Linked DNA regions of Homo sapiens: region 2 is linked to region 1. A link is a loop called in an ENCODE intact Hi-C map of the cell type or tissue named here. Cell type or tissue: IMR-90. All regions are shown on one strand. Each heading gives the region's core, and the rest is flanking DNA. Links, peaks and the distances in the headings are about the cores only. Region 1 overlaps TLE1 (TLE family member 1, transcriptional corepressor). Region 2 has its middle 130 kb from the start of TLE1.

Evidence for each region. Peaks named below come from ENCODE experiments on the same cell type or tissue, not always from the same donor. Only the 100,000 strongest peaks of a DNase experiment are listed, where the experiment ranks them.
Region 2: a loop joins it to region 1, with 4 times the contacts of the local background. A loop is called at or near these places in 3 of 110 quality-filtered maps.

The regions. Positions count from the first base shown.
Region 1 is chr9:81,626,651-81,642,760 of GRCh38, reverse strand. It overlaps TLE1 (TLE family member 1, transcriptional corepressor), which reads left to right. Exons shown (of 20, transcript NM_005077.5): 7 at 8,460-8,664; 8 at 9,397-9,413. Among named protein-coding and RNA genes, the nearest start is that of TLE1, 55 kb to the left of the region's middle. In IMR-90, for the core only: no CTCF peak of the experiment used is centred there; DNase peaks (open chromatin) are centred at 6,660, 7,430 and 9,910; H3K4me3 peaks cover 218 bases; H3K27ac peaks cover 2,905 bases.
Region 2 is chr9:81,552,625-81,568,734 of GRCh38, reverse strand. No RefSeq gene overlaps it. Among named protein-coding and RNA genes, the nearest start is that of TLE1, 130 kb to the left of the region's middle. RefSeq lists an enhancer at 15,474-16,110. In IMR-90, for the core only: no CTCF peak of the experiment used is centred there; DNase peaks (open chromatin) are centred at 5,834, 8,824 and 10,334; H3K27ac peaks cover 1,740 bases.

The sequences.
Region 1 (16,110 bases), core at 3,346-11,345:
GATATACTGATTTCATTTTCTCTCTCTTTCTTTCTTTCTTTCCTTTCTTTCTTTTCTTTCATTTTTTGAGACGGAGTCTCACTCTGTCACCCAGGCTGGAGTGCAGTGGCACCGTGTTGGCTCACTGCAACCTCTATCTCTTGGGTTCAAGCAGTTCTCCTGCCTCAGCCTCTGGAGTAGCTGGGATTATAGGCACCCACCACCATGCCTGGCTAATTTTTTTTTTTTTTAAGTAGAGACGGGGTTTCACCATGTTGGCCAGGCTGGTCTCGAACTCCTGACCTCAGGTGATCCACCTTCCTCGGCCTCCCAAAGGCTGGGATTACAGGCATGAGCCACTGTGCCCGGACCTCGGACCCCAATTTCATTTTCTTTAGATATATACCCAGAAGTGGGATTGCTGGATCATGTACAGATTGAGCAGCCCTAATTCTCAGCCAGTAAGAATATTGCAAATATTTAAAAATCTGAAAAAAATCCAGAATCCAAACATTGCTGGTCCCAAGCACTTCAGAAAAGGGATAATTAACCTTTTTGAGAAAGTAGTTCTATTTTTAACTTTTTGAGAAACCTCTATACTGTTGTTTTGCATCAGGGCTGTACCAATTTACATTCCTAAGAACAGTGTACAAAGGTTTCCTTTTCTCCACACCATCACTAACACTATCTTTGTCTTTTTGTTACCCACCATTTCAGCAGGTTTGAGGTGACATTTCTTTCTTTCTTTCTTTTTTTTTGGAGATGGAGTTTTGCTCTTGTTGCCCAGGCTGGAGTGCAATGGCGCGATCTCCGCTTACTGCAACCTCTGCCTCCCAGGTTCAAGCAATTCTCCTGCCTCAACCTCCTGAGTAGCTGGGATTGCAGGCATGCGCCACCACACCTGGCTAATTTTGTATTTTTAGTAGACACTGGGTTTCTCCATGTTGGTTGGGCTGGTCTCAAACTCCCAAACTCAGGTGATCCGTCCACCTCGGCCTCCCAAAGTGCTGGGATTACAGGCGTGAGCCACTGCGCCCAGCCTGAGGTGATATTTCATTGTGGCTCTGATTTGCGTTTCCTTCATGATTAATGATATTGAGCATTTTTTTGTATATCTGTTGGCCATTTGTGTGTCTTCTTTGAGAAATGTCTGTTCAGGAGGTCCTTTGCCCATTTTTAAATTAGGATACTTATTTTTTAATTTTTGTACTATTGAGTTTTTTGGATGTTAACTCTTATTTGAGGTATGGTTTGCAAATATTTTCTCCCATTCCTTAGGTTGCCCATGCATCATTTTCTGTGTGCTCCTGCATTGAGATGGGGCCTTTAGTGGATTGTTATTTTAGTTTTTGTTATTGTCTTCAAGTGGCTGGAGAATTCTTGGCCCCATAAGCAGTTTCTTCCTGTTGATCACCCTTGCCCCTCTTTACGTGAGAGGCCATTCACATAATGGGAGGTTTTGCGATAACTCCTGCAGTAGTGTCCTTGATGTTTTCTGCTGCCAGACAGCTCTTTTGCACGTGTTTACGTAGCATACCAGTTTTCTTCTTTATTTTTATTTATTTATTTATTTATTTTGCTGTCTCCCAAGATAGGAATTGAGTGTTTTAAAGAACAGGGAAATAGCAGAAATCAAGGAAGAGTGATTTGGAGAGAACTGTCAACAAATGCTCTTTTTCACGTTTTTGTCCCCTTAAAAGAAAGTGTTTAAATACCGGGTGCTATAAATGCCACTTACTGTCACTCTTAGCATCAGAGGTGCCACTTAGGGGCATGGTTTTAGTTTGGGTTGGGTTAAGTCTGTGATTTTTATGACATAGTTTTTCTTGGGGTTACAAAGCGGGTGAAGTTTCAGAAATTAAAGTTGATTCCATGGTTGGTGGTAAGGAGCTTAGTTTCCGGTCAGGAGAAGGTGGGCATTGGCCTGTGTTTTCATACTGGGTGTCCTTCCCAGTTGTTAGAGGCTACAACAACATGGTGATAAGCCATGTGCTGTGACTGTGTGTAGAAACTATACCATTACAGTAACACTCTGAATGTAAACAGCAAAGTCAGTTTCATTATAGTAATATAATTGACCCAAGCTGCACTAAGTAAAATGTGAATTAAAATTCTCAATGCGTGGCTGTTGTTTGACATGGATGAGATCGCTTTATTCCTTGTGGGTTTTCAGTATCATTAACTCAGGGTTTGGCATTTGTTTTATTTGTCTCACTCTCAGCCTATTCAAATGATTTTGGTTAGAGCAAGTGCACTGATCTCTTTATCCCCAAATCTGAATGTTTGTCATTCCCTTTAGGGCCCCAGAACACCAGTATGTAAAATTTCCCAGTGTAGTCCTTTCTCAAATTGCTTTGTAAAATACAAGGATTTTTTTTTTTTTTTAATTTTTGAAATTGTTAGTGGAATCAGCTTAAGAAAGCAGATGTTCATTTTTTTGTGTTGTGACAGGGTACTCAGATGGCGATGAAAGGACAGTGAATGTGATTGAATGTTGAATAGTATTTTTATTTTTTAAACAAGAATTTGGCAAGTCTTTTAGCATACAAGAACATGAATTCTAATTAATGGCACAGAATATCAGCTTAGGTCTAAATTCAAGTTAGTGAACCTTAGCACTGTTGACATTTTGGGCAGGATAATTCTCTGTGGTGAGGGCTGTCCTGTGCATTGTAGGATGTTCACAGCATCCTTGGCCTTCACCCATTAGATGCACCAGTAGCATTCTTTTCCCTCCCCCGCAGTGACCTCCACACATGGCCATATGTCCCTGAAGCAGGGAGGGGAGGGGTGTCAAAATTGGTTCTGCTTGAGAACCAGTGGTCTAGAATCATAGCCTGAGAAACCAGCTATATTGCTAGAAACTGTCATTGCTTATCAAAAATGCTTTTTCTCAGCTGGGCGCGGTGGTTCATGCCTGTTGTAATCCCAGCACTTTGGGAGGCCGAGGTGGGCTGATCATTCGAAGCCAGGAGTTCGAGACTAGCCTGGCCAACATGGCAAAACCCCATCTCTACTAAAAATACAAAAATTAGCTGGGTGTGGTGGTGCTCACCTGTAATCCCAGCTACTGTGGAGGCTGAGGCACAAAGAATAGCTTGAACCCGGGAGGTGGAGGTTGCAGTGAGCCGAGATTGCACCACTGCACTCCAGCCTGGGCGACAGAGCGAGACTGTCTCAAAAAAAAAAAAAACAAAAAAAAAAAACAACTTTTACTAATCACTTTACAAACTTTTGCATGTGTGTTCTATGTTGTATAAATCTACAAGCATTTTGACTTTTAAGCAAATTTCCTAATTACTGTAAACTAATGCCTAGATAGAAGAATAAATTTCCTCATCCTTCCTGTCATGTTGAAAAAAACATCTTGCAGTTTTCCAAATGACGGGCAGGTTTTGGTTAGAGAGTACAGATGCAGGCCAGCTATGGTAGCTTACGCTTGTAATCTAGCACTTTGGAAGGCCGAGGCAGGAGGATTGCTTGAAGCCAGGAGTTCTAGACCAGCCTGGGCAACATGGTGAGACCCCATCTGTGTAAAAAAAATTAGCCAAGCTGTGGCCAGGCACAGTGGCCCACACCTGTAATCCCAGCACTTTGGGAGGCTGAGGCAGGAGGATTGCTTGAAAACAGGAGTTCCAGACCAGCCTGGGCAACATGGTGAGACCCCATCTCTATAAAAAAAAATTAGCCAAGTGTAGTGGTGCACACCTGTAGTCCCAGCTAAGTATGTACTTAGGAGCCTGAGGTGAGAGGATTGCTTGAGCCCAGGCATTTGAGCTGCAGTGAGCCATGATTGCACTGCTGCACTCCAGCCTGGGTAACAGAGTGAGACTTTGCTTCAAAAAAAATGCATGTATCGGCTGGTGTGGTGGCGCACGCTTGTAATCTCAGCACTTTGGGAGGCCGGAGTGGGAGGATCACTTGAGGTCAGGAGTTGCAGACCAGCCTGGCCAATGTGGTAAAACCTCATCTCTACTAAAAATACAAAAATTAGCTGGGCGTGGTGGTGTGCACCTGGAATCCCAGGTATTTGGGTGGCTGAGGCAGGAGAATCGCTTGAACCCAGAAGGAGGAGATTGTAGTGAGCCAAGATTGCGCCACTGTATTCCAGCCTGGGCAACAGTGAAGACTCTGTCTCAAAAAAAGAAAAGTGTGCATAAATTCTCCTGATTGGCAGAGCTATTGGGTTTTGGCTATATAGTAGTATCAGTATCACTTTTTCCTAAAATATATTCAAGTAGCATCCATACTTTTTCCTTTGTTGAAGGTGATAAGTACAAGATTGTCTCAGGTAAGCCTTGTTGAGAAAAAATGGGCTTCCAAAGACAGATGGGACAGAGGAGCGCTGTCCTTTTGGAGATAGCTGTTTTACTCTTCTAGATTTGGACCCTCTACTCATTTAAATAAATATGTTATCTTAGAAATGACACTTTGTGTTTATAATGTTAAGCATCTACTTCTGAGAAAAGCCAGAGCCAGCACTGTTAGGCTTGATTCTTCTTGACGTGCTTCTTTGGAAGAGAGCTGGGGGCAAGGGATAGTGTCCTTTTGCAGATGTAGGACAGGCATTGAGAAGGGGGGACAGGAGATGGTACTCATGCAGTCTAAGCGTAAACTCCCCCGTCACTGCCATTAGGCCTGTTGGTGAGGGTGGATTTGTCTCTGTGTATGTAGTATCAGGTGTTCTCAAGAGCATCTGGTTAGCTGAGCAGTGGGGGAAATGCGAAGTCTCAGTAGAGAATGGCTTTGCCCTTTTCCTTTCTTATTCTGGAGAACATGATTGAGCTGCTGGGGTTACAGGAGAAATCTTGTCCTAGGAAACAAAAGGTTTGTAGCCCTCATTCTGGCTCTGAGCCCTGTAGCAAGCCTCTTGGCTTTGAGCCAGTATCGTCTGTGAAATGGGTAGGTATCATGATACCTACCCTCCCTGACTCAGATGTGTTCCAAGCTTGTGCCAGACGATGGACACTTAGATATTATCTAGGAGCACTGCCCTGCAGAAACAAGAAGTCGAATATGAGGTGGAATGGCCACATTTCCTAGAATCACGACATCTTCAGCAGTTGTGATCCATTTGATTGTTACTTAGTACTCCTTTCAATTTGATAGGATTTTGCTTAAAAAAAAAAAAAAAAAAGAAACTTTCATTGTAGCCAAGCAATGGATGGAAGAACCCAGTTACCTCTAATAACAGACAGTGAGCTGTTTGTTCAGGGGACCTAGAAGGTCAGATTAGGGTAGAGGTGGAAGTTACCCATGGCCAGTTAGGCTGTTGAATGTTGCTGTTGATAGATATTAGTCAAACTGTTGGGTTTAACCACAAAAGTTTACTTCACAGCTGTGGCAAAGCCCCATTATGTAAGCCATCACCTCTTCACAGTAAGATATCAGAATCTACTACCCAGTTCATCTTTTTTCTTTTGGAGACTGAGTCTCACTCTTGTCACCCAGGCTGGAGTGCAGTGGCACGATCTCAGCTCACTACAGCCTCTGCTTTCCAAGTTCAAGCGATTCTCCCACCTCAGCCTTTCAAGTAGCTGGGATTACAGGCATGCACCACCACGCCCGGCTAATTTGTATATTTTTAGTAGAGACAGGGTTTCACTATGTTGGTCAGGCTGGTCTCAAACTCCTGACCTCAAGTGTTACACCCGCCTCAGCCTCCCAAAGTGCTGGGATTACAGGCATGACCCACCTTCCCCAGTTCATCTTTCTGAAAGCTAGCTTGGATTTATGGGAGGGGAAATCTTTTTTTTTCTTTTTTCTTTTTTTTTTTTTTGAGACGGAGTCTCCCTCTGTCGTCCAGGCTGGAGTACAGTGGCGTGATCTCAGCTGACTGCAACCTCTGCCACTCGGGTTCAAATGATTCTCCTGCCTCAGCCTCCCCAGTAGTTGGGATTACAGGCATCCGCCACCACACCTGGCTTATTGTTGTATTTTTAGTAGAGACGGGGTTTCACCATCTTGGCCAGGCTGGTCTTGAACTCCTGACCTCGTGATCCACTTGCCTTGGGCCCCCAAAGTGTTGGGATTATGGGGGTGAGCCACTGTGCCTGGCCGGAAATCTTTACTTTGTTAGTATCTAAATATTACCGGAGTATGTTTGGTCTGACATAAGAATCCCACCTCTGAAGTCATCTTCTGGTGACTCCATTCTAGATTTTTAGGGGAGTGGGGGAAGCAGGGAGAGGGGTGAGAGGGTGGCATCCTCCACCCTGTAGTTAGATTCCTTCCCCTCTGCTTAGCCTCTCTCATCTTCTTTTAATTAGTGCCGTGCTTAATTACCCGCTGCACTTGCTTGTGTATGCATCATTGCATTCCCCCCACCCCCCACCCAGAAGCCTGACACAGCTCTTACTCTCCAAGTAATGATAGTAATTGCTGGTAGGGCAGTCCTGTTCCTCATCCTTCTCCAAGCACATTTCTTATGGCAGGTGTCTAGTTCCTAATTAAGTGCTAATGAGCATGCCTAGTGGACCGTGATGCCACTGCAAGCTTCTTCAGTTTTATGTCTCACTATTGCCAAGCTCTTAAAAGGTGACAGAGCAAGAATTAGTGTCTTTGGGATGACAGGAAGGTGATTTTATGCATAAAGAAATTGTTATTATGATCTCAAATGGTGAATGAGTAGTTTATACTTTCCAAGAATGCTATGAATGCTGCCTGTTCTGACCTCATCCCCTTTTCCATTTTGCTTCTAATTAGAACCATGCTCTCTTTGAAAAGAATGAAAGTTTATAAAGATGGTTGGCTGGCTCTTAGACATTTTTATTTATTTATTTTTAAATAGAGATGGAATCTCCCTATGTTGCCCAGGCTGGTCTCAAACTCTTGGGCTGCAGTGATCTTCCTGCCTTGGCCTCCAAAGTGTTGGGATTATAGGATTATAGTGAGCCACTGTGCCTGACCCTAAACATTTTTAGAAAAGTTGGAGTGCTTGAAAATTCATTGTAAAATTTCCACAGACACTGATTTCTGCCTTAAGATGGTGTTTTCTCTAACTTTTGAGGCTGGGAACTGTGTTTGGGATTCCATTAAAAATCAGTGGGCTGGGTAGAAATGACTGAAGATCTGGCATGAAGATTTAATATGTTCAGTGCACGCAAAGGGATAATAAATAAAATGAGTAATTGAGTCCCAAGGAAGTGAGCACAAATCAGAATCTGGAGAATTTTCTAACATTGCACCTTAGAAATTGAGCCTTAATCATTTTTACTGTCTCATCAAAAATAAGTTTTATATTGGACAGCTGAAATGTGGCCAGATTCATGGTACAGGGGCCATTTCTTGGATACTTTTTCATTTCATACAATGTGCTTTTAAATATAATGTATAAGAGCAATGATACTGTGTAATGAGAACAGACTTAGAACTTCTGGAATGGGTTAAGCAATGGGGGCAAAGTGCAGTCATGGAAAAGGCATTTGGGAACGGGGGCTTGGCTCGCTGGCTGGAGTCCCACACATAAGTGCTTTCCTCATCCACGGTCCTACCCATTCTAGGTCTCAGTATTTTCATCAGTCACAATGAAAGAGTGGGTTTGAGTTGTGGAGCTTGGTAGGAAGGAAAGGATAAACAAAGTTTCGTTTCTAATGTTTCTTCCAGCGGCCACAAGCCTGGCTCCCTGAGATCCTCTCCCCTGTCTGTGGCAGCATGGTAAACAGCAGCCTTAAGAGTTGCTCCTGTACTGACTGCAGTCCCCTCTTGCCTAGGGATAGAGTTTCAGCAATTTAGTCAGTGCCTTTGAGCCTTCATTCCTTCTGGGAAATGGGAATTGCAATACTTCCTCACAGTACTGAGAGGGATTGATGGAATAAGGGGGCATAAGTGCCTGGGTGGTGCATGAGACACCCACCCAGATTACTGGGTCTTCCTTTCCAAATTCTATTCCTTAGTGATAGTATTTTGGTTTTGTCTCATCATACTACTGTGGTAAGTCAATGCAAGGGTGTAGGGTGAAATGGAGTTACCTGGTGACAGGTTGAGAGTATGGCTACTATATTGTGGGATGCATCCCCACCCCCATTTTAATCCCTCTGAAAACAGCGTGAGTCTGAAAATCTGTGGCATCTTAGATTGAGTGACATGCTGGATCTCATCCCTGGAGGCGCATAAAGACAGAACTAGCTCATGTTTACTTACTGATGTAGCCAGCCTTGCTTAATAATAAACAGCTCCCCTCTCGGAGTGAGTGATACCAGAAAGTGACAGTGTAGATGTGAGGATTATATTTTGGGAAGGTGGGAGAGGTAATTGAGCAGGTGAAAGCTTTTGATGAACTGAAAGCACTAATCGCATTTTTTCCCCTTTCCTCCCTCTCTTTCTTGGCTCCTTTTGTGTGTTTGTTGAACCTCCTGTTCTGTTTCCGCCTTCCCCTCCTGTCATGTCTGTTTTCCCCTGGATGCCGCCTCCATCGCCATCACTGTCACCACTACCTCCTCCTCCTCCTCCTTTTTCTCTCTCACCACCACCACCAACAGCAGCAGCAGTTGCAAGCTCAGCATCTTTCTCATGGCCACGGACCCCCAGTTCCCCTTACGCCTCACCCTTCGGGACTTCAGCCTCCTGGAATCCCGCCCCTCGGGGGCAGTGCCGGCCTTCTTGCGCTGTCTAGTGCTCTGAGTGGGCAGTCTCACTTGGCAATAAAAGATGACAAGAAGCACCACGATGCAGAGCACCACAGAGGTGAGAGGCCGGGCAAGCCAGATTAGGACTTTGTCCTCATACTCTTACAGTGCTGCAAAGTTGTGTGCATCGCTAAAGAGAGCCCCAACCTATACAGAGAGCAAACAATGAGATAAGAGGAACTGTCGCAAAGCTTTCCACTGAAACACAGGTCACCCTGGAAGTTTGCAGGGTTTGCTGTGGGCATCTGTAGATTTCTCGATCTCGTTAGATTGCAGGCATCTTGACATCTTGGCAACTGCCTAGTTAATGCCAGTGGCCTGTACCATATTATGGAAAACTGTTAACTGCTTAATTGGGTAATTTTCAAAGAAAGTAATGTTGTTAAATGGGGCGAAATAAGAAGTTAAATTTGAAAGTGAATGTGTTCAAATGAAAGGTTTGATAATTGCATCTGTTACTACTTAGTTTCATAGGCTTTAATTCTAGTATGCATTAAATATTGGGCAAAATTGCACTTGACTAATTTTTTGAAGAAAAGTAATTTATTCTGTCAAGAAATAAAAAAATAGGCTTTGTGTATGGTTAAACTGTAAATCTTATGTTTACAAAATACTGTAATTTTCAGGAAATCACTGTATTAGGAATGTGCAATGACTTATATAAATAAAAGCCATTTTTAAAACTGTTTGGGGCTTGTGTTCTAATTATTCCCCCCTTTTTTTTATTTCTGTTCTTGCCTCTGTGTCTGAACGGGCATGTCTGTGCGTTTCTTGGTAACCTCGGGAGCAGACAGAGAGCCGGGCACAGTAAGTACTCAAACGCCTGCTGCACACACACACACACACACACACACACACACACACACGGTCCCCTTCTGACAACACTTCTCCACACAGGCACAGACAGACATGCACACTCTCCCTGTCTCTCTCAGTGACCTGGCTTTTTTCTTTTACTTTTTTTCCTTTAAAATTTCTTTTTCTTATATGACTGTTCGCTCTGCTCTTGTCTTTTTACAAAACTTGCATCAGACAAGAGAGGCATAATTTGGAGGCAAAACTATTTGCTGTGATTACTTACTTGGAAATACACTTTGATCTGTATATTCCCCTGCCTCACTTTAAAAGTGTTAATGGTTGCATTCTAAGTCTGGTTGACTGTAGTTTAAAAGAATATTCATTTTTATATCTTAAATCAGTTTTAGAGGCAAGAGATCACAATCCCTTTGTGAAGTTGGTTAGTAATGTACCATTTCTACTTAAACCAGTCATCCTCTGTGAATGCATCTTGGTTGCTAGGTTTCCATATCTTGTTTTCTTTGCATAATTGTCCTTGGAATGTGAACTTGATCTTATATCTATTTTAGACATAAGAACTGAGCATACCAGTAAGCTCTTAAAAAGAAGGAAATTCAGTGGACAGGGCTGTGTGCGTAGAGTTCATGTTTTCACCAGCCTAAGTCACACTCATTTTTCATGTGTACATTTGATCTGTACATGCATCTGCCAGTTAGCTCTGGAGAGACCTGTACTTAAAGTGTGTCTCAAATGTTGTGTAGCAAATAGAGAGAATTCAGCCCCTTTTCAGCTGGGATAACCTACAGGTTTTGCCTCCTTCTTTCTGAACATAGCAGTATTTTGACTGTGTTTAATATGGTAAAAAAAAAAAAAAAAAAAAAGGGATACTGAACATTTAAATCTGATAACTTTTTTGGTATAAGTTTTGGGGGGAAGATAAAAGTTCAGGGTTTTTTCCCCCCTCTTCTGTGTAGAATAGTAGCTACTTTTAAAATTGTCTTTGAGACAGATCTTGGTATATTTCATGTATCTGGATGTGCGTGGAGGAGTGAGGAATGGTTGAAGGAAAGGGTAGCTAGTTTTAAAATTCTTGTCCTATAAATTTCTCTGGAAAATGTTGAGAGGGGATTGGGGGGACAAAAAATTATAGCTGGGAAATAAAATATTCTACACACAGAGTACAGATAAGTAAACTGGCTTTAGTTTATGGAGGAAGCCTTATTGTTTTGCCATTCCAGGGTTCCTATAGATAGTCTTTTTTTTTTTGAGATGGAGTCTTCGCTCTGTCACCCAGGCTGGGGTGCAGTAGCACTATCTCGGCTCACTGCAACCTCCGCCTCCTGGGTTCAAGCGATTTTTCTGCCTCAGCTGGGATTACAGGCCTGTGCCACCACACCTGGCTAATTTTGTATTTTTAGTACAGACGGGGTTTCTCCATGTTGGTCAGGCTGGTCTGGAACTCCCAACCTCAGGTGATCCGCCTGCCTCAGCCTCCCAACGTGCTGGGATTGCAGGCCTGAGCCACCATGCCCGGTGAGATAGTCATCTTTTATGTCTGTTCAGTAGAGTGTCAAATTTAAAAACCTAACCCTGGATGAAATCACAGAAGAAATTTGGGGAAAGCCCATGCCCTTTAGGCTGTTATGCGTTTTAAATCTATTGAACTTATTCTAGCTTTGGGACTTCAATTTAACATGTTTTCTTCAGTACTCCTGTTTCACCTTAAATGGCTATGTTCATTGAGTGCATACCATATATGTAAGGCATTATGGGACACGCATCTGCAATTCGAGGTATGTAAGCATGCAACAAAGCCCTTTCCCAGAGAATCGAGGAGGAGTGAGTGACACAATTACTAAAAGAAGCAAGACTGGAGAAAGTTTCAGCAAAAGTCCTATAACTTACTGGTATCAGAATTGTGGAAGTGATACCACGTGGTATGTGCCTCTCTGAAATGCCAGGGGTGTGAATAGGCAGAGGTTTGTATGCTTAAGCTAGTAGAGATGTATTTTATACCTCTGTGTCTTTCTGAATTTCCGAATGTGTCGGATAACCTCCTGTTGGTATTTTTGACAGAAAAATATATGCAAGTACTTAATTCATGGGTTCATTGGAGTGGGTGGAGGGAGGGTTATTGGTTGTCCCCTTCAAGAAGTATGAAGCAGTTCTTGAGTTACAGGCAACTGTGGGTTATTTGTAAGTCTATAAGTTAGGGTTAGCAGTCAACGAACTTTCTAGTTCAAATGTGGATTTATGTGTTTTGGACATGTATCTTTTTTATATCAAATTTTTGACAAGTTCTAATCATTTCAATGAATATTTTCAGAACAAGTATATATGCTGTGTTTCCTGCCTAATTACTGCAGAAAACTGTTGGGCAATGATGATTAAAATGGGAAAACTACACTAATTGTAACCTAAGCATTTAATTCAGTCCATAGAGAGGAATTAAACTGTTCACTGTCCACATTAGTGGGATTTTGCTACAGTTACATAAAATTAAGTAGCTCTTCAAACTTTGTATAAAAATGAGTATGAAAAGCAGTGGATAATGAGATGATGTGTACTATTAGTGCCTAAAATATTATAGTACTTATCTATTTAATAAAGTGGTTTGAATTAGAAAGTCTAATTTTACTTGGCAGATTAAGTCAGCCAATTGCTGTTTGCTGCTGTTTTTTAATCCAGTGAAAGGTTAAGGGTGGTTGCTACAGGCCAGTGATTTTCAAAGCCTTATGGCCTCATGATCTTGATACCCTTGAAATCAAATTATTGAGGGCCCTGAAGAACTTTTTGTTTATCTGGGTTATATTTTGATATTTACTAGGTTAATATTTTGATTTTTGATACTTACTGGGTAAGAAAGAAAATTAAATCACTTAAACAGATGAAGAGCTACTTAATTTAAATTGTGTTAATACAAATAACATTATTAATGAAAAATAACTTTTCCAAAGCAAAAAAAATTATAGTGGGAAGAGTGGCATTGTTATGTATGTCTACAAATGTCTTGAATGCCTTGTAGTTTATTGAGTTTTAAAGAGGATAGCTGGATTCTCATCCTCTGCATTCGCTCTTTTGTGGTATTTAGTTGACGTTTAGGAAGAGAATCTGCCCTCATAGATTTGCGAGGGTCTCCGGGACCCTTAAGGGATCCTCGGACCAAAGTCTGAGAACCTTTGGCCATAAATAAGACGAACTCCTTACTGTTTTTTTTTTTCTTCTTGTTTGTCTTTCTATATTGAACATATTATTTATACCAAGTGCAGAAATCAGAGACTGATGGGATCCGCAGGGAATGTGGGTGTGTATGGATTTTTATCTGTGAGCCTAAAACTGGTTGGTAGGTAGTTTGTTTATTTTTAGTGGCAGAAATTAATTTGCTAGTTAAAGATTTTATGGTAGGAAAACAAATGAGCCTTAAATAAGCAATCTGTTTTAATGTGAAGCCTAGGAAATAGAAGTGTAATCAGTGCACTGCATAACAACACTTCCATCAACAGTGGATTGCATATATGATGGTGGTCCCCTAAGTGTATAACACCGTATTTTTACTGTACCTTTTCTATGTTTAGGTGTGTTTAGATACACAAATACTTACATTGTGTTGTAGCTGCCTGTAATATTCAGGACAGTAACATGTACAGGTTTGTAGCCTAGGAGCAGTAGCCTAGGTGTGTAGTAGGCTATACCACCCAGGTTTGTGTAAACACACTATTCGATATTTGCACAATGATGAAATTGCCTGACATGGCTTTCTTACAAAGTATCCCTGTTGTTTAGTGACACATGGCTGTTCTAAGAGTGAAAGTTTTTATGGAAACTGCTTTAAAGTTTCTTATTTCTGAAAGGGATGAACAATAAAGCTAGCAACTTTATAGAGGTTTGGCTTTGGTTTAAAAAATTATTTTGGCTGTTTTAAAATTTTGATTTCTGTTTTTTCTTATATAAGTGCAGCTCTTGAGCAGAGAAATATGAAATGACCTAAGAAAGGCCATTATTTCTTAGTAGCATTCAGTAGTAATAAAAAAATAACTTTAGATATTTTAATTAATTTAAGGATAAATTGCATTAAATTTTGGCTGAAGGGAATGCTATTTTTATCTGCTTGAAAGAGATAATTGACAAAAAGTTGTATGGTTTAAAAAAATTTATAATAGGGCATGCTTTTAAATACTTTGAGTCATTTGACAAATATTTGTTGAGCCCTGACTATGTGCCCGAGTACTGTTTGAGGTGCTGCGTATACTTGCTATCATTTTGCAGTGATCCATTTTATGTCACAGTTAAACATTTGTTGAATGTAAGGCACTGAAATACCTAGCTAGTGTGATCACTATTTGGAAAAGGGAGGAGACTCTGGAGGAGACTCCAGAGCAGACGGTGTATAGACCTACGCAGTGGCATTCATGGATGGACTGGGTGGGTCCGTGCTCTTTTGCAGAATTCTGGGGAGAGACTATAACTCATCAAATTCTCAGAAAGGGCTTCCTAACTCAGAACAGTCTAAGCACCACTCATCTGTCTTTCAGGTCATATGGCACAGCACCATGGTTTTATCAAGGAGGCTGGGTGCATCCGGTCACATACTTAGTTAACAGATTGAGAGTTAGTAATCTGAGCGACCATGTTGTCACTCTGTAATTGACTTCTAAAATCACCAGGAGTTTGTATTTAGAACTTGCCTAGAGATAATTATGACAAACATCACCTTGTTTTATATAAAGTGGTTTCTTTCTTTTGTTACTCTTCTCTAGCTGTTCTTGACTAGTTAATTTTGTCAGAGGCAGGACCAAATCCTAGTTAGGACCACCCATCCATCACTTTGTCTCAAAATGACAACATTATAGAAGGCAAGGAGGAGTTAAGATGTGAGGCTTGCTTTGGAAAAGAATACTGTTGGTCTTTTTCTGGAAAAAAAAAGAAAAATCACGTTCATTCCCGGAGGCCTATGGGAACCATGGCGGCATCAGGGGTGGTAGAATGAACATGAGTTTTGTACAAAGGCAGACTTTAGTGGAATTCTGGCTACACAGGCAAGGCTTTTTCATCCTTTTGTGCCTTCCTAGTCCCATCTATAAATGGTGATAGTAGTGGTTGCCTCACAGGGAGGGGGTTAGGAGGCCTCAGGTGGGAGGGTAGCAGACAGCATAGAAGGTGCTTAGGGAATGCCCTCCTCCCACCGCCATTTGCAGAGTAGCAAGACGGCAGTGAATGCATCATTCATTACATTCAATGCAGTTACTTCTGGGTTTCTCTCCTATTTGTTTTTTAAATTAAAACAATTTTCTTTTAATTTTTGTACAGTCAGAGTCTCAGTATGTTGCCTAGGCTGGTGTCGAATTCCTGGCTTCAAGTGATTCTCCCACCTTGGTCTCCCAAAGTGCTGAGATTACAGGCGTGAGCCACCGCACCCAGCCTTGGTTTTCTCTCCCTTTTTAAAATACACATTACACAGGCGGTTATGGAAATAAGGGTCCACGTGCCAAGGTGGCAGTTACTGATGGTTCTCAGCATGTCAGCACCGTGAAACTGATCTCAGCTGCTTATTAACGTGATCACTTTCCTGATAATCAAATTTCTCAAAAGTAGACACAGCCTAGGAGGTACTGTTTTTGCCTAAATATTTATGAATTAATCATGACCTGACATGTTAAGAGATTGCCTGGAAATAAAGGCTAAAACTGAGATGAGTCACCTAAAATTTCAATTTTTGGGCACAATGGAAAACACTTAGGTTTTCTTAAGCAGACTCCTGGGCAGGTTTCCCTTCTGGCCAAGTTTAAAACTCTGCTTAAAAAAATGGTTCTTCTTTGAGAAAGTTGGCATCACTGCTGTGAATAGGGTGAACCCTTCAAAGGAAAGCCCCAGTGGTTTCTAGATTGTCAGGAGCCTGTACCAGGTAGAGGTGTCTGTTTACTGTGGATGCAATAAGTCAGGTGGATATCGGGGCCTTGGTGGGACTGGATTAACGTTCAGGTTTTATTGCACTGTGATTACAGTGAAAATAGGGCATCTTTACTCTTAAAAAAAAAAAAGTGAGAGAACAATTTTTCCCTCCAAAACCTCTTTTTGACTTGAGTTTGTGCTCTGTAATTAGAAAACCTGCAATTGTGAGCAGGTTTTTTTCTTTTGTCCCTATAATCTTTTTATCATTTCCTCACTGGGACATAGGTGGACAACAAACTCTGTGTCCTCATCTTTGAGATAAGGAGGTATAAATGTAAGTGCTGTCCGATACACAGATGACTTAGTCAAGTCCTGACCTAATGGCTTTTTAGTTTCAGGGCCATTTCTTGCATTAGCAAGTATTTCAACAGGGGCTGGAGAGCAAAGAGGCACAGAAACAGCTGAGCAGCTCTTAGAAACCATGCTTTCAAAAAAGCTTTGACATAGAGATTTTGTTTTTGCTGTGATTAGGTCCTGAGCTGGGGAACGGCAGTGTCATGAGGTTATTTAAAAATTAATTTTAAATAATTGTATTTATTGTCTGCTCCAGAGTTTGTTTTGTTTTGCCTGGAGGAGGGTAGAAGGGCCAGCTACAAATGAGAGGGTGGTGACGAAGGCATCGTGGTTTTAGCACCCTGTCCTGCCTCAACATTAACCGGCCCTGTGTGTCACCTGCACAGCTATCTTTCCATGAGTCCTCCTAACTGAGTCACCCACCTGGATTCTACAGTGATGAGTTGCAAAATCGAGTTGCAGG
Region 2 (16,110 bases), core at 4,859-12,858, 76 kb after region 1:
AACCCTAATGTAAATGATGGACTTTGAATGGTGATGATGTGACAATGTAGGTTCCCTGATTGTAATAAACGCACCACTCTGGTGTGGGATGTTGATAGTGGGGAAGGCTGTGCATGTGTGGAGACGGGGCGTGCACAGGAACTCGCTGTATGTTCCACTCAATACTGCTGTGAATCCAAAAACTCTTGTTAAAAAATCTCATATCTCAGATTGTGTTTCATGGATGAACACAGTATGAACATGTAGAATAAAGACTGTGCAACTCTGCATTTGCACACAGCCTCACTCGCCTAATGCTAATCTTGGCCCTGTTGGAGGCTGTCTTTACTTAAAACTTTCATACTGTGTTCATCATGGATCTTTTTTGCATTAACTTTGATTTTTAAAATATTGCATTAAAATAGTACTTATTTTGATTACAGGGTTTTCTGGTGTTTCCTTAAATTTTGTGCACATGACAAATGCCTTAGTCACCTCACCCTGGTCCTAGTCCTGAGTATGGTAGATGTCACACACACGATTAATTATAAAATAAGGTAATAAATTATGCATTGCATGAAGGTAACTTTTATCATCTCCAAAGAGGTGTGAAACATGATCCACCAGAGGCATAGGAAGAAAAAAACAGGTATAATATACATAAATATATAATTAATATAATTTATAATAATATAAAATATATAGTTATATAAAATCTGTAATAAATAATAAAATAAGGCTTCCTACTATTTAATAGCAGGTTTGATGATATAACCCCTACCTGATCCATATGTCAGCAGGACACATATCACATTCAGTTCACAAGGTATCTCGAGGGATGGCAGGGATGGTGAAGAGGGATTGACACTGTTGTTCTATTAGCAAATTATGATGTGTTGCAGATTCCATGTTCAGGTAAAGCAGATTTCTGTATTAGCCTGTCCAATTTTAAGCAACGCTTACCAATTTTATAGGTGGTTTAGAAACCCTCCAGCGATGGAGCTGGAGGTTGAATAAGATAATAGTAATCATGCAAACATAAGGCAATCAAAAATGCCTATGCTGACACTTTTCCATTTTGGAATACTTGAAACTCTTCATCAGCCAAATTATGAGGTTCAAAAAAAAATGAGGTTTTCATTAGGCCTAACAAGTTTTTCCTGAAGAAAAATTCAAAATTATCAAGAAGACGATTTGTAAAAAAGGGTTTACATCTATTCTGACAAAGGATGTACTTCAACCTAATTTGTTGGATTCTTTCGTTGAATGATCAGCAGTGGGTAGAAATTCTTTGCCTCCTCTGCCACCATCTCACTACCAGATGAGGGAATCGATCAATATAATAATGGCTTTCATGGGTCATTCTTTCCTGTGGCCATGCCTCTTTGCAATGTGATGTTGCTGCTAGTCCTAACAAGAGACAGAGTCTATTTCTCCGCCCCTGTTGAATCTGGGCTGGCCTGTAACTCACTTTGACCAAGGGCATATGTCAGAAGTGATGTTGAGCTAGTCCTCTAGAGGCTATTTAGCTTCCACTCTCATGCCCTTGGAAGCCTGAGATCATCATGCTGTGACAAAGCTTAGCACTGTCTCCTGGGGAAGCATTAACAGAGGTGCCCCCATCGACAGCTGGCACCAACAGCCAGACATGGGATTCAGGACAGTCCCAGCACTTTGGGAGGCCAAGGCAGGCGAATCACGAGGTCAGGAGTTCAAGACCAGCCTGGCCAACATGGTGAAACCCCATCTCTACTAAAAATACAAAGATTAGCTGGGTGTGGTGGTGGGTGCCTGTAATCCCAGCTACTTGGGAGACTGAGGCAGGAGAATCGTTTGAACCCGGGAGGCAGTGGCTGCAGCGAACTGAGATTGCGCCACTGCATTCCAGCCTGGGCGGCAGGGTGAGGCTCCATCTAAAAAAAAAAAAAAGGACCCAGATTGCCAACCAACAGAATCATGAAACATAATAAATCATCGCTTCAAGCCATTGGGTTTGGGGGTGGTCAATAGCAGCAGATAAGTGAAACAGGTTAAAAATGGAAGCTGGTCTCAGACAGAATTCTTTCACGTGTAGAGACTTGTAAGAAAACAGGTTCAAAAGCATCATACAACCTTTTTTCTAGGCTTGGTGCAGCCCCTGTTCTCTGTCCTTTTGGGCGTTCAGAACAGCCCCCTGCGGGGAAGAATCAGCAAGTCTTCCAGCTAGATCAGGCAGCAGAGTCCTCTGTGAATGGGGCCATTCAGGACCACATGGAGTTCTGTAACTGGGGTACCGCTTGGAAGGTGTTGGACTGCAGGGCGGTGGTGCATGCATAATCATTTTAGCCAACTATACACCTTGAAAACATTTTCCCAATGTAAAGCCTAAATCTAACATCCATATGCTAATTTAGGAGCCTTCTGGTGCTGATTTAGAGGTTGCTATTTGGAGCATTTGCAGAATCTGGAGAATGGACTCATGTTTAGGATTCTTCACTTCCTAATCATCTGCCCCTAGAGTGGGGATTCCTGAGGAGGGCTTGTACTAACTCACAGCAACCAAGGAGATTGACATTAACTAGCACATACATGTGGATCACTGATTTTATTTGTTTCCTCCCTTTCTCCAGGCAGCAGCCTCAAAGGTAAGTGTAACATGGTCCTATACAAGGCTGGTGAATGGAAAGAGGATAGGAAGTCTCCAAGACAGACAAGCAGAGCTGGTGATGGAGGACGGAAGGGTGCTGGGGTCCCACCATGGAGAAGCCAGGCGAAAGCAAGAAGGCCTTGTGTCACTTTTGACTTCCATCCATCCAGTATTTTAAAATCAGATTTCCCAGTGTTCTGCAGTTCATGGCACTTACAAAAAAGGAAAATATTCATAAAATACTACAAGGAAGACAGAGGCTGCCAGTACTGTGGATCACTGAGGGGATCTTGTGGTTTCCCCAGGGTGCCTCAAGGCAACAATGGGATGTTTTGTATATTTGTTTAAAAAAAAAAGCCCTTCTGTATAACTTATATATTTAATTAAAGTAAATGAAAGTTGACAGTTTCAATAAAATGTAGGAAAAATTCAATACCCCTTGAGATCACTGGGAACACCCTAGGCAGAGCACAGCCAGGGGTAAGTCTCTGCACTCAATCATATTTAACCACAAAAAAACTCAGTAGGAATAAGCAGAAGAGTGAGAGGAAGGAGACAAGTCTAAATCAATGGCAATTTAAAGTTATATATTTTAGAAACAAAAGATTGCTTTACTACTTCCATAAACTTTACAAGTTAGACACTAAGGTATAAGTAGTAATTTCATAGGTTAAATGAGAAGAGTTAACGAACTACAATTCCCAAGTAAACAGAAGTCTCCCAAATTGCCACATCTGCTGTCTCGAGCTAGTTGGGTCAAAGTACAATTTAGTCACATGGGTAATGATGGGAACCTCATGTATTGAGTGACTGCTGTGTTCCAGAGACTTCCGCATCCTACCTCATTCCCTTCAGCATATTTCAGCTCATGTAGCTGTCCTATCTCCCACCTTAAAACCAAAAACCAAAACCTAAAACCCAAAGCCCCAAACAAAAACCAAATCAAAACTAAGTTTTCTTAACTCCACGTTCCCCTCCCCTCCCCCCTCCCCCCTCCCCAGGTACTGCCCCATTTGTTTTCTCACAACATCAGTTCTTTTCAGAATTATTCCACACTGCTTGTCTCCACGTCTTCGTTTCCCGGCTTCAATTCAACACACTCATCAGGCTTTTAATCCCAAGCACGCCATGGAAACTGCTCTTGACAAGGTCTGCAAAGCACTCCTTGCCAAATCCGTTGGCCAATTCTTTATGTTCTTCTTGTTCAACCTCTCAGCAGCATTTAGAACAGTGGATGACTCTGTCCTTCTAAAAACGCTCTCTTTTCTTGGCTTTGGAGACACCAAACCCTTCCAGCTCCCTTCCCGCCTCCCTGGATTCTGGCTTCTCCTCACTGGCATTCTCCTGTTTCTTTACTACTCTCCAGCTGCACTTGCCTGCTTTCTGTTTCTGAAGCATGCCAAGCTTGTGCCTCCTGCCCAGTGCCTTTGCACAAGCTGTTCCCTCTGTCTGGTTGCCACATGGAGGTTCTTTTGCATCGTTCAGCTCAAATATCATGACCACATAGAGTCCCTGGCCTCATTATCTGAAATCACAGCCCCATCCCACCCCGTTGCCTGCTTGTTTTATTTTTTTTTATACATGTATTTCTGTCTTAAATCCCTATTTGTGGACTTGCTTACTGTTTGTTGTCTTCCTCAGGAATGCAAACTCCTTGAGAGCAAAAGCAATGTCTGTGGCTACCTGAAGATACCCACTACGACAGCCAGCCTCCAAACTGACCTCCAGTTATCCTTGCCTCCTGCTATTCACGCTCTCGTGCAGTCCTTTCCTACCTCGCACTGGGGCTAACCTATGTGAGCAATAGAATACTAAACAAAGTGACAGCCTCAGACTTTCTGCCTTGGCCTCTTGGATTGCTTCCTTTTGGGGAAGCCAGTTGCCATTTTGTGAGGTCACTCAAGCAGCCATCAGTGGAGAGGAACTCAAGCCTTTGCTTGACTTTAGCCTGCCAATATCTGGCTGCAACCTCATCAGAGACCCCAAGCCAAGCCAGAACTGCCAGCCACATGTGTCCTGAATTCCTGATCCACAGAAACCATGAGAAATAATAAATGAGTATTGTCACTTTAAGCCATTAAGTTTTTTGGTGGTTTGTTATGCAGCATTAGGTATTCACAGAAATGCCTATATTCAGTTGAAAAGGATGCTCGAACTAGAAAATGAATTCCTGCATGTCACTTCATATTTGACTTCAACATGAATCCACATAATACCCATCAGCCTATCGAGAAGTATTTGTTGAGCAAATGCCATGTGGCAAACACTGTGCTAAGCTGGAAATACAGAGCTACACAAGGTATGGCCCCTGCTCTCAAGCAGCTCTTGATGTCATTTCTAAGACAAGACAATAGCTATTTGGGAGATAAATATGACTGTTGAAAAGTTAACAACATAAAATAGAAATTTAAGGGATGGTGATTTCAGAGGAAGGTAAGAGACCTTAGGGTTCGGTTAGCATAAAACATTTTTATTGTAGAGATGGGCATGGACCTACACGAAAACACAGATCTAGAATATTTGCAGTTCTCAAACTTTAGAATGCATCAGAACACCTGGAGAGCTTAAAAGTCAGATTTCTGGACCCTATTCCCAGAGTTTCTGATTCAGTTGGACTGGAGTGGAGGTCTAAGAATTTGCATTTGTAACAAGCTCCCAGATGTACTGATGATGCTGGTGTAAGGGCTACCCTTTGAGAAACCACATACCTCTAGATGCCTGCCACTCAGCGTGGTTCACACACCAGCAGCAGAAATGTCTCCTGGAACCTTGTTAGAAATGTAGACTCTCAGACCCCCACCTTATGCCTACTAAATCAGATTCTGCAAGTTAACAAGGTCCCCAGGTGTCTCACATACACAGGGAAGCTTGAGAAATCCTGCTGCAGAGGGTAGATGGGTTATGCTCCCTTTAGCAAGCTGGGCAAGAGCTGGATTTGCTGGGCACATCTGAGGTCAGGTATGACTTGTGTGTATGTGAGAATTTTTCTCGATGGTCACCCCGTTTGGGTTTCATTGATTTTCTCAGGCAGACCTTTTTTTGTTTTGTTTTGTAACTCATTGATTTTTGCGGCAGACTGAGTCCTCCTCATCAGTTCTCTGCAGGTAATTTCAATTCATTTTGATTCACTTCCTCACCGCCTTGGCATTTCTCCACCCGCACTTGGCAGTACCACTAATTGTGCTTGCCCGTGAGTGACTGGATATGACACAACTGTGGAAAACTGCAAAAGGTCAAGGGGTTACTGCCTTGTGCAAAAGCAGAGAGGCCTGCATGCCTTTTGGAAAGCCAGGAAATTTGAACCAGGGCCAGGCACAGGAGCCCCGTGATGTTCATGCTTTTCACCAAGTAAGAAGCAGGTGACAAAATGAACATGGCTGTGGCAATGCTTTGAACACAGCTGAAAAATTCTATGCTTGCTCAAGGCGAATGGGCTGTTTTCCACTGGTGATTATGAGATAGATATGGTGACATCAACTGCTCTAATGTTCAGCCCAAGGAATTTTATCTTATGTCTTTTGTGCTCACATGAAGGCCAAGCCACTCCCAGGGACAGAGGAGGCCATTGTGTCTGCTCTGTCATGTCAGGACACAGGGAAAGCCCCATTCCTCACATCTCCCTGTCTAAAAATTTCCTTGCTTTCTTCTCTGTTTTGTGGGTTTTCAAATTTTATCCCGTCAATTGAAATCACACGTTAGCCACGCTCTTCTGGGAGTAACAAGCTGCTAATGTTCCCCCTTTCATTCAACTGCCATTCAGCAAACATTCTCTGTCTTTGGACAGACAAAGACGATTAAGACAATGCCTTTTTTCAAGGGGGAGGAAACACGCTTACTTTCAAAAACTGCAAATCAGTGTGCTATGTATTGTATAAATACTGCTAAATTTATACAATCATTCAGTTCTCTTAGGCAGAGGTTCCCAAACTTTCTCTGTTCACGGTACCCAGTGATGTTTTCATGGCACTCCAAACCTAAAGAAAATATCTACAGTTCTGCTTTTTTTTTTTTTTTTTTTTTTTTTTTGAGACAGAGAGACAGAGTCTTGCTCTGTCTCCCAGGCTGGAGTGCAGTGGTATGATCTCAGCTCACTGCAACCTCTGCCTCTTGGGTTCAAGCAATTCTCCTCCTTCAGCCTCCTGAGTAACTGGGACTACAGGTGCACACCACCACGCCCAGCTAATTTTTGTATTTTTAGTAGAGACAGGGTTTCACCATGTTGGCCAGGCTGGTATTGAACTCCTGGCCTCAAGTGATCCTCCCCTCTCGACCTCCCAAAGTGCTGGGATTATAGGCGTGAGCCACCATGCCTGGCCCAGTTCTGCTTATTAAGTAATTAGGGTAAAACAACTTAATAGTACCTGCGCCCTATATATTACTTAGTAAACATTTAAATAAATACACATAAATCGGAAGAAAAAAAATTTTTTAGATGACCACACTTACTAATGAGATTGTGTACGCTAGTTGAGAACACTACGGCTTCTCAAATTATGGAAGCACCACCAACCCTCACTTTCTGTTTCATATTGAATTTTGTGACCTCATGTTAAAACTGAACTAGTTGAGGCTAGCAGTTTGTACAGTGTCTGGCAGTTGTTAAGTACCTCTGTGTTTCTCTTGAGAATTTAAAATATCTCATGGTATCTCTATGAGTTTGCTGGGGAACCACAGGGAACCATGAGGTCTTATGTAAATACTGAAAAAATAGGCAACTCGAAAAATCCTGGAGCCGTGTATTAGTCCATTTTCATGCTGCTGATAAAGACATACCTGAGACTGGGCAATTTACAAAAGAAAGAGGTTTAGTGGGACTCACAGTTCCACGTGGCTGGGGAAGCCTTACAGTCACGGCGGAATACAAGGAGGGGCAAGTCCTCTCTTACATGGATGGCAGCAGGCAAAGAGAGAATGAGGAAGACGCAAAAGTGGAAACCCCTGATAAAACCATCAGATCTCGTGAGACCTACTCACTACCATGAGAACAGTAAGGGAGAAACTGCCCCCATGATTCAATTACCTCCCACCGGGTCCCTCCCACAACACGTGGGAATTATGGGAGTATAATTCAAGATGAGATGTGGGTGGGGACACGGAGCCAAACCACATCAAGTGCATATTGCTCAGTCTCCTCAAGGACTCAAATTTATTAAAGTGCATTCCAATGAACAAATGTTAAAAATGAGGTCCATTTTTTTTCTGATGTTATTTAGATTCATTATCCCATTATCTAATTCATTTTTTTAACCCATTTTAAGGTCTCTGATACTGTAAATAGTTTTGTTGGTTTAGAATTATTTCTGTCATAAGTTTATTTATTATAATATACATACAGTAAAAAGAGCAAGGGTGCTTCGAGCAAGTGTCTTCTTGCTGGGTTTTTACATAGGTATACACTATTGCTGTGTGGGCTGGATAATTCTTTGTTGTGGGGGACTGTCCTGTGCAATACAGGATGTTTAGCAGCCTCCCTGGCCTCCACCCTCTGGGTACCAGCGGCATACCCACCCAGTTGTGACAGCCAAAAATATCTTCAGACATTGCCAAATGTCTGCAGGGGCAAAATCACCCCCAGTTGATTTTATATCATGTCTGCAGGGGCAAAATCACCCCCAGGTGGTTACCTGTTCTATACCATGTAACCACCACCCTCAGGTTGCCAGATTTAACAAACAAAAATGCAAGACAGCCAGGTACATTTGATGTCAGATAAACAACAAATAATTTTTTGTATTAATGTGTCCCAAATATTTAACTGGGCATCCTGTATTTTATCTGGCACGCCTACACCTCCCAGATCAAGATAGAGAACATTTCCAGAACCACAGAGGGCTCCTTTGTGCCCCTTCTCAGTCAGTCAATACCCACACCCCAGGGCCAACCACCATTTTGAATGAAGTCAACTTTTATGTTTTTGTGAAATCCACAGCAACACTTCCCAACAACCCCTTTCTCTGTTGCTCAGTTTTTTTCTCCCCTGAAGGGCCTCAAAACCTCTCCCATGCTAAACTTAAAGAATCTCTTAGACCCGACTCCTGTACCTTTTCAGTTTCCCTCCCCCTCCTCACTCCCTGTGACCCATTCACCTTCTTGTTTTGCTCTTTCTGCCCTGCTACTTCTCTTCACAGAAATAAGAAACTGAGAACCAATCCCGCAAGCAGTTATCATTCCACATTCCTGTTGCCTGTCTCATACTCTTCCTGCCACACATTTTCTGGATTCTGCATGACCACAAACTCAGAGCTAGGCTGACAAAGCCTTCTCTGTAGGGAGGAGAGGGATCTGGAGGGCAAATCTGCAAGAAGTAAACGGCAGGCAGTCTTCGCCAGTCCATCCAGTGGCTGTCAGGGTTGATGTAATCTCTGGATCCTTGTAGCATCTCCCCCACCTCAGTCCCTTTAGGCCTTTCTCCTGGCATCTAACTGGGGGACAAGACTGAAGGATATGGCTTCAGGATCCCTCATTCCGGGAACAGGAACAAATCGCAAGCCTCCTCTTTGTGTTGGTGTCTCTCTACCACACACTCTCATTGCATAGCATTTACGCACACACTGAATTACCTTGTTTTTTTGTTCGTACAAAAGTGTCATGTCAGTCACATTTTAGAGGTAATTAAGGGAACAATTTGGGTAGGGCTGAATTTGCAGAAATCAAGTGAATGTTGCTGAGAGTCGCTGTCATGAACTAGGTAAGGTTTTGACACCAAAAGTAAGCCACGACCTTTGCTTGAGTGGGTGTGAGTCAGGGAAGTTTCTAGAGGAGGTAATGCTTGAACTAAGATTTTGGCCTCAGATTTTGCTAAATAGTTGTGACTGAGCAAGTGTGTTCTAGATTAAGAAGATTTAGAAGAAAGGTAATCATGTCAGTCTGGGTTCTGGGACAAGAAGAGAGAGAAGCAGGGTTGATGTCTGGGCAGAGCTGGGTTGAATAGGGTGAGGATCCAGGAGGAGTAAAGTTGGGAACTTTCACATTTTCTGTGGGTCACAGGGAATCATCATTTTAGACCGTTCACCCTAGTGGTTCTGTGGAGAGGGAAGAGTCAAGAGATTTGTAATTTAGGTCAAGGGGCCAATCATTCACCCCTTAGTGTGAATTTCTATACACCTATCAATTCTGTCCAAAGCTCTAGATGGCATTGGCAGTAAGGAGAGAGGGTTTTACTGAGGCAGTGAGAAGACAGTAAGACGTTTTGAGGCAGTGGATCCTGTGAGGGAGTTCAGGCTTGGCGGAGGGCTGTGCCTCACTGCAGAAGGGCTATCTCCAGTGGTTTTCTGTGACTGAACACATGAAGTTGGGACAGGGAGGCACACGGGGGATTAAAGAAAGAGTGGAAAGGACACAGATGGCCCATGTCACAAGTCTGCCTGGAGTAGGTATCAGCCACATGAATGGATATGCCAGTAGGGGATTGTCAAGTGCTCTCAGAACCCAGGGTTACAGGTGTGACACCTCCGGAACATTTGTTCTTGTATTTATCAACGTGGCCAAGAATGAGTACGAGATTAAGAGAACAAATAGTTTGAAGATTAAGTAATCATGCATTCTGTCTTGGCAGTCTCTGTAGTGCCTCGTTTGATCAGTTTAGTAGAAGCAAGAGACAGTAGTTTACAATTGCAGAGCATGAAAGCTGTTCTCCCAGAAAGGTCTGAGTTCCTGGTAAAGGAATAATGAGCTCACAGGCTGGAAAGGTCACAAGCAAAGTTAACCCATAGCATGGAAAACTAAAAAATGACTTGTTACATCCCTTGTCATGGGCCTAATTTGTTTAAAATCAAATCCATCTGTTCATTTCACACCCTTTGTTCCACTTCCTTGCTGCAATCCACAGTGGATTACTCCATTACTTTAAAACTGGCTGCACTTACAATAAGCTAATAACTTATTTTGTGGTTAACTGCGTCAAGATATTCTGGAACACAACCAACATTCATTCTCTCTCTGTCTCTCAGTCTCTCTCTCCCTCTCTGCCCCTTTGAAGAAAGAACTTCTTAGTGCAGCACATTGACCAGGAAAATCCTTTAAGTCTCCTTCAAAAAATGTTGTGTTTACAGGCTCTGATGAGAGGCAGGTAGGAGAAGAGGTTTGTGTCGCTCTCTAGCCTTTCCTCTCACCACTCGAATAACCTGCTGCAAAGGCTTATTTGTCTCCCATGGGCCATACATTACAAAAGACTTCTTGGCTCAATTGATTCCATTTATGATCTCCAAATCTTAATTTCAAATGAAGCTTGCTCCTTTTCAGGAAAGAATTATCTTCTATGTAATAAACCAGAGTCCCCTGAGGCATTCATTTGAGATGCATCAATTCCCTTAAGGTCCCCTAACCCATTAAAATATGTACAGTATTTCTGGTTAACTAATGGATCACTGGAAAAAATGGGATTGCATGTAAGATATAATTCAAAGAAATGCACTTGGGGTTGTTGGCCAATCCATTCATAGGAACATTTGCTGATTGGGAAAATATTTAATTTTTTTGGCTTAATCTTTTGCCAGACCACACAAACTAGTGGAGGTTGTTATTTCTGATTTGTTGGACCCAATTCTGAAGACAGAGCAGCAATGGAATTTGTGATTTTGTCACTGCTCCTGATGAAGAAATGACTGGCTGGCATTTAAACACAGTTGGAGTTGTACAATCCATGGATATTGCCATTTTTTTTTTTCTTGTTGAGTGCAAGTTATGGCTAGATGTTATCATGTATTCACTCCTGCCTTGTTCTGAAGGGCCAAACATTTTGGAAATATTGTATTTATGAAATTGGATATTAAAATGGCAAGTGATTTAAGCTGAGGAGTGGGTGTTGAAAGATCCCAGCACACACGCTTGTAGTAATTTTACATTTTTCATTACTGTGGTAATTAAAAAATTCCTTAGGGCTGAATTATAGTAAAATTTTAAGTATCCTTATACTAAGCATAAACTAATTTTCTTTCCCACTGGACAGTGTTAAGTAGGAAATATTTTTAATTCTATCTCATTTATTCATATCATGAAAAATTGCAAACCTTGCTAATTTTATTCAATATCATTTCTTTCTAAATATTCTTAGATTTAGTAACTGATATGCATTTAGTATTAAAGGGTAAGCATAACTGAAAGTTCTTTTTTTTTGTCTCATCATGACCTCTACAAGTTCACTCCTAGTTCTTTTTTTAAATTTTATTGTATTTATTTTTATTTTTATTTTTATTTTTTTTGAGACGGAGTCTTGCTCTGTCGCCCAGGCTGGAAGGCAGTGGTGTGATCTCGGCTCACCGCAAGCTCCGCCTCCCGGGTTCACGCCATTCTCCTGCCTCAGCCTCCTGAGTAGCTGGGACTACAGGTGCCCGCCACCACGCCCAGCTAATTTTTTGTATTTTTTAGTAGAGACGGGGTTTCACCGTGTTAGCCAGGGTGGTGTTGATCTTCTGACCTCGTGGTCCGCCTGCCTTGGCCTCCCAAAGTGCTGGGATTCCAGGCATGAGCCACTGCACCCGGCTGTTCATTCCTAGTTCTTACATGCCCTGAGAAAAGTTATAGAGTCTGCACTTCTTGTTATCTAAGTTTATGAAGGTCATGAAAATGTGTCCATAAGTTTTTCTTTTAATTTTGAGATTGAGGAATATATGAAATGCTATGTGACCTTGGACAAGTCCTTAACTTGTCTTTATCTTTGAAGGAAATTTAATGAGCCAAATTCTCCCTGACCTAATTCCTGTTCTTGAAGTAACAAGTAAAACACTCAGAGATGCCCTCTGACTCTTTCAAGGCAAAAGGATGCCATTTTGTATATTATTTCCAATGGTATTAACTATAGGGTTCACTTTTCTGTTACTTATGGAAAGAGAAGTGAATGTAGCATATAAGGCATAGTACAGAATCTGATTCAAAACCATTTTATCTAGAAATGACAAGAAGGAACTGACTGCATCCATTCATGGAGCAAGAATATTCTATCATGGCTCACCCATTTGGAAGTTATGCCCAAGAGGCATGCAATGCCAGAGAAAGGGAAGAGGGAGAACAAAGAGAAAACACTATACCTCAGTGCTTAGGCTGATTCCATGTGATACCTGAGACCTGGGGGAAGCTTTGCACTTCATATATTAGGGGGTGGCTTAAGCAGGGGGAGCAGAGCATCCGTTGCCAACCTGGGAGATGGAGGAGGAGGATGATGAACAGAATAGGAAGAGGAAGAGTAGAAGGAGGAGAGGAAGGAGGGGCTTTCTGTAAGTGTACCCTGTATAAGGTGCTCTGCCAGTGCTGGTCATAATGGCTGAGGTTAGTAAGCATTACCCTCTTCATAAGCGCTGCTTCCATGGTGCTACATAAGCACTACCTCCTGTAATCCACCTGCACTGTAACAGACAAGGAAACAAAGCCACAACTAGTTCACTTGGCTAAATGCCCATAGCTGGTAAGATTTAAAGTGGGTCTTTAAATTGAGGGCTCATTCCTATGCTTTTTCTACAGTGTGTCATTGCCATTCTTAGAGATTCATTATGAGGTATACATTTGGTGTCCGTTCCATTCCTCTCACCCCATACCTATCCCAGGGGTTTTCAACCTAGCTATGTGGCAGAATCCGCCAGGAGATGCCAGGAGTCTTTCCTGAGACCTATTCAATTGGAACCTCCTCAAGTGAGGGGCAAATGGATAGTGACTGGTTTATACCAGAAAGTATTAGCATTTTAGCTAAGGGCTTCTTCATTCTACTTAGTCAGTCAGTGTTTATGTAGGATTATTAGGGGCCTAGCCCTGGACACTTTGAGATTAAAAACATTCTGTCTTCAAGACTCATGATCATCAAAATAAGTTTTCAGGATAGGAATAAGTATGGATGATGAAGCTTCAGATCCCACAATCGGCGAGTGGAACAGATGGTTTGGAGCAGAGACCTTATTGCTTTTCTACTGCTTGGGCAAACCTCCCCTGCCTGTCCTCCACACCAGCAAGCCAGGATAATCTGCTTAAATCAACCCTGCAACTCTCAAGGTTTGAAAATTTCCATGCCAAAACTTGTTGCTTTTTCTCTTTGAGGTGATCTTTTTTTGTGTACTGCTTACACATACTGGTATGATAATGAGCCAAAAATAAAGCACCATAATACTACTTTTTATAGAGGTATCAGCAATATCAGCAAATAGAGCAGAGACTACCTACTCTTTCCAGAGGCTAATCCAGTTCAGAGAGATGAGAGGTGTTTCTGCCTCAGTGTTTATTAACCTGTGAAGATTAGGTACTTCCTAATCTTTAGGAAGTGATGGTTTTAGTTTTTTATTTTCTTTCTTCCTTTAAAAAAAACTCAGACTTCTTTAAGTTCTTTGAAGATAGATATTATTTAGAAATGAGGTTCACAAGATTAGCAAGGGGTTCTGCATTCCTCTCTGGCACATACTCTGCTCTTTTTTTTTGAGGCGGAGTTTTGCTCTTGTCACCCAGGCTGGAGTGCAATGACAGAATCTCGGCTCACTGCAACCTCCGCCTCCCTGGTTCAAGAGATTCTCCTGCCTCAGCCTCCTGAGTAGCTGGGATTACAGGCATGAGCCACCATGCCCGGCTAATTTTGTACTTTTAGTAGAGATGGGTTTTCTCCATGTTGGTCAGGCTGGTCTCAAATTTCTGACCTCAGGTGATCCGCCCACCTCGGCCTCCCAAAGTGCTGGGATTACAGGCGTGAGCCACCGCACCCGGCCACATACTCTGCTCTTAACCCCTTCTTGTAGACTCCTGTAACCTTGAGACTCACTCCAGCCTCCTTATGCCAGGGCACGAGTGTGCAATTATCCTAATGTGAGAGTAATTTAGAGCATAGATCAGGTTGTCCAAAACATTCCTGTTGATCTGCTTTTCCAGTGACAGTCCCTAGATGCAAATAATCACAGAGTGCATTGGTTACTATTTCCATACGCTTCCATCAGTCCCTTCACATACAACCACTTGAGGAAAGCTGACCTGACTGAATCTCTGCTGTTTATTTACTTGCACTGTTTAATTCCATCTGAGTTGTTCTGTTTCTCACCTCAGTTTACTTTTGTAGGCAGTTTTTTCCCCCTTTCTTCAAAAGAAGCATCCAGGCAACTGTGGCCACAACATCTTGCAATTTATCTGTTTATATGCTGGTCTCCTCCACTAGACTGTGAAATCCCCAGCAGCAGGGATCCTGTCTTATTCATCTTTGTAAACCTCAGGACGTGCCAGGCCTGGCACAGAGTAGGTCTTTTATAAATAAAGTTTTTAAAAAATGCCTGAGTTGGTACAATGATTATGTTTTTTCTTTAATCAGACCTCCCCCCTTCCCTTATCTATCCTAAATCTTTTAGGTTGAACATGTATTATTTATGTAATATGAAAGAAGATTTAAATACAAAATAAAGATGTTTCTATTTCATTCTATGAAAACATTTCCACTGTTTTTAAGAAACATTCTAGGCAAAGCATAAATCAGTGTTGCAAGCATATTTTGCAAATGTTTATGTTATTTTTTGAAATGCATTTCACTGTACACAAGAACATGGTCAGAGGAGATATAAGAAAGAGTCTCGGCCGGGCACGGTGGCTCACGCCTGTAATCACAGCACTTTGGGAGGCTGAGGCGGGTGGATCACGAGGTCAGGATATCGAGACGATCCTGGCTAACACAGTGAAACCCCGTCTCTACTAAAAACACACACACAAAAATTAGCCAGGCGTGGTGGCGGGCACCTGTAGTCCCAGCTATTCGGGAGGCTGAGGCAGGAGAATGGCATGAACCCGGGAGGTGGAGCTTGCAGTGAGCCTAGATCACGCCACTGCACTCTAGCCTGGGTGACAGAGCGAGACTCCATCTCAAAAAAAAAAAAAAAAGTCTCTATTTGCTACCCAAAGGATTGCAACCTGTTGCATGGTGCCTTCTTCCTTCCAACATTCCCACCCCATGACTTAAAAATTACCAGCTTAGCCCTAACTCTGTAGACAGAAATTATTGAATGCTAATAATCTCTGGTAAGCCATTTAAGAGACATTGAAGTCGCTAATATATATGTGATCCCCTTTTTACTGCAATTTCCAGGGAAAGTGCTACAAAGTGATATGTGGCAATAACAAATTCAGAAGGAAGGGAATATGAAATTCGGCGAGCAGCGTGAATGATTTGCTGTTAGCATGGGGCCCAATAACACTACAAAGCTATAAACTCTGTCGATCTAGATTGCCCAGTTAGGTGGCAGAGATGCAATTTGTCTTTTCTGAAGCCGCCTGCTGCTTGCTAGCTCCATCTCCTGTCACAGCCTATTAGCTCCCCAAGAAAATTGGTGGGAAATTGCCTGCAGATTGTAGGAAATTGCATCTCCAGGCCCTGGAAAAAATGTAGGATAGCACAACACTGACCCTCCCAGAGCAGCTATTAATACAGCAAAAACTGACCTTTGACTTTCTGGGAAACGACTTTGCTATTTGCTGAATAAAGACTGTATTATATGTGGCTGAAGGAGGGTGCAAATGATTATCCTAGTGAGGCTCGCAGCCAACCTGCTTTTGAAAGC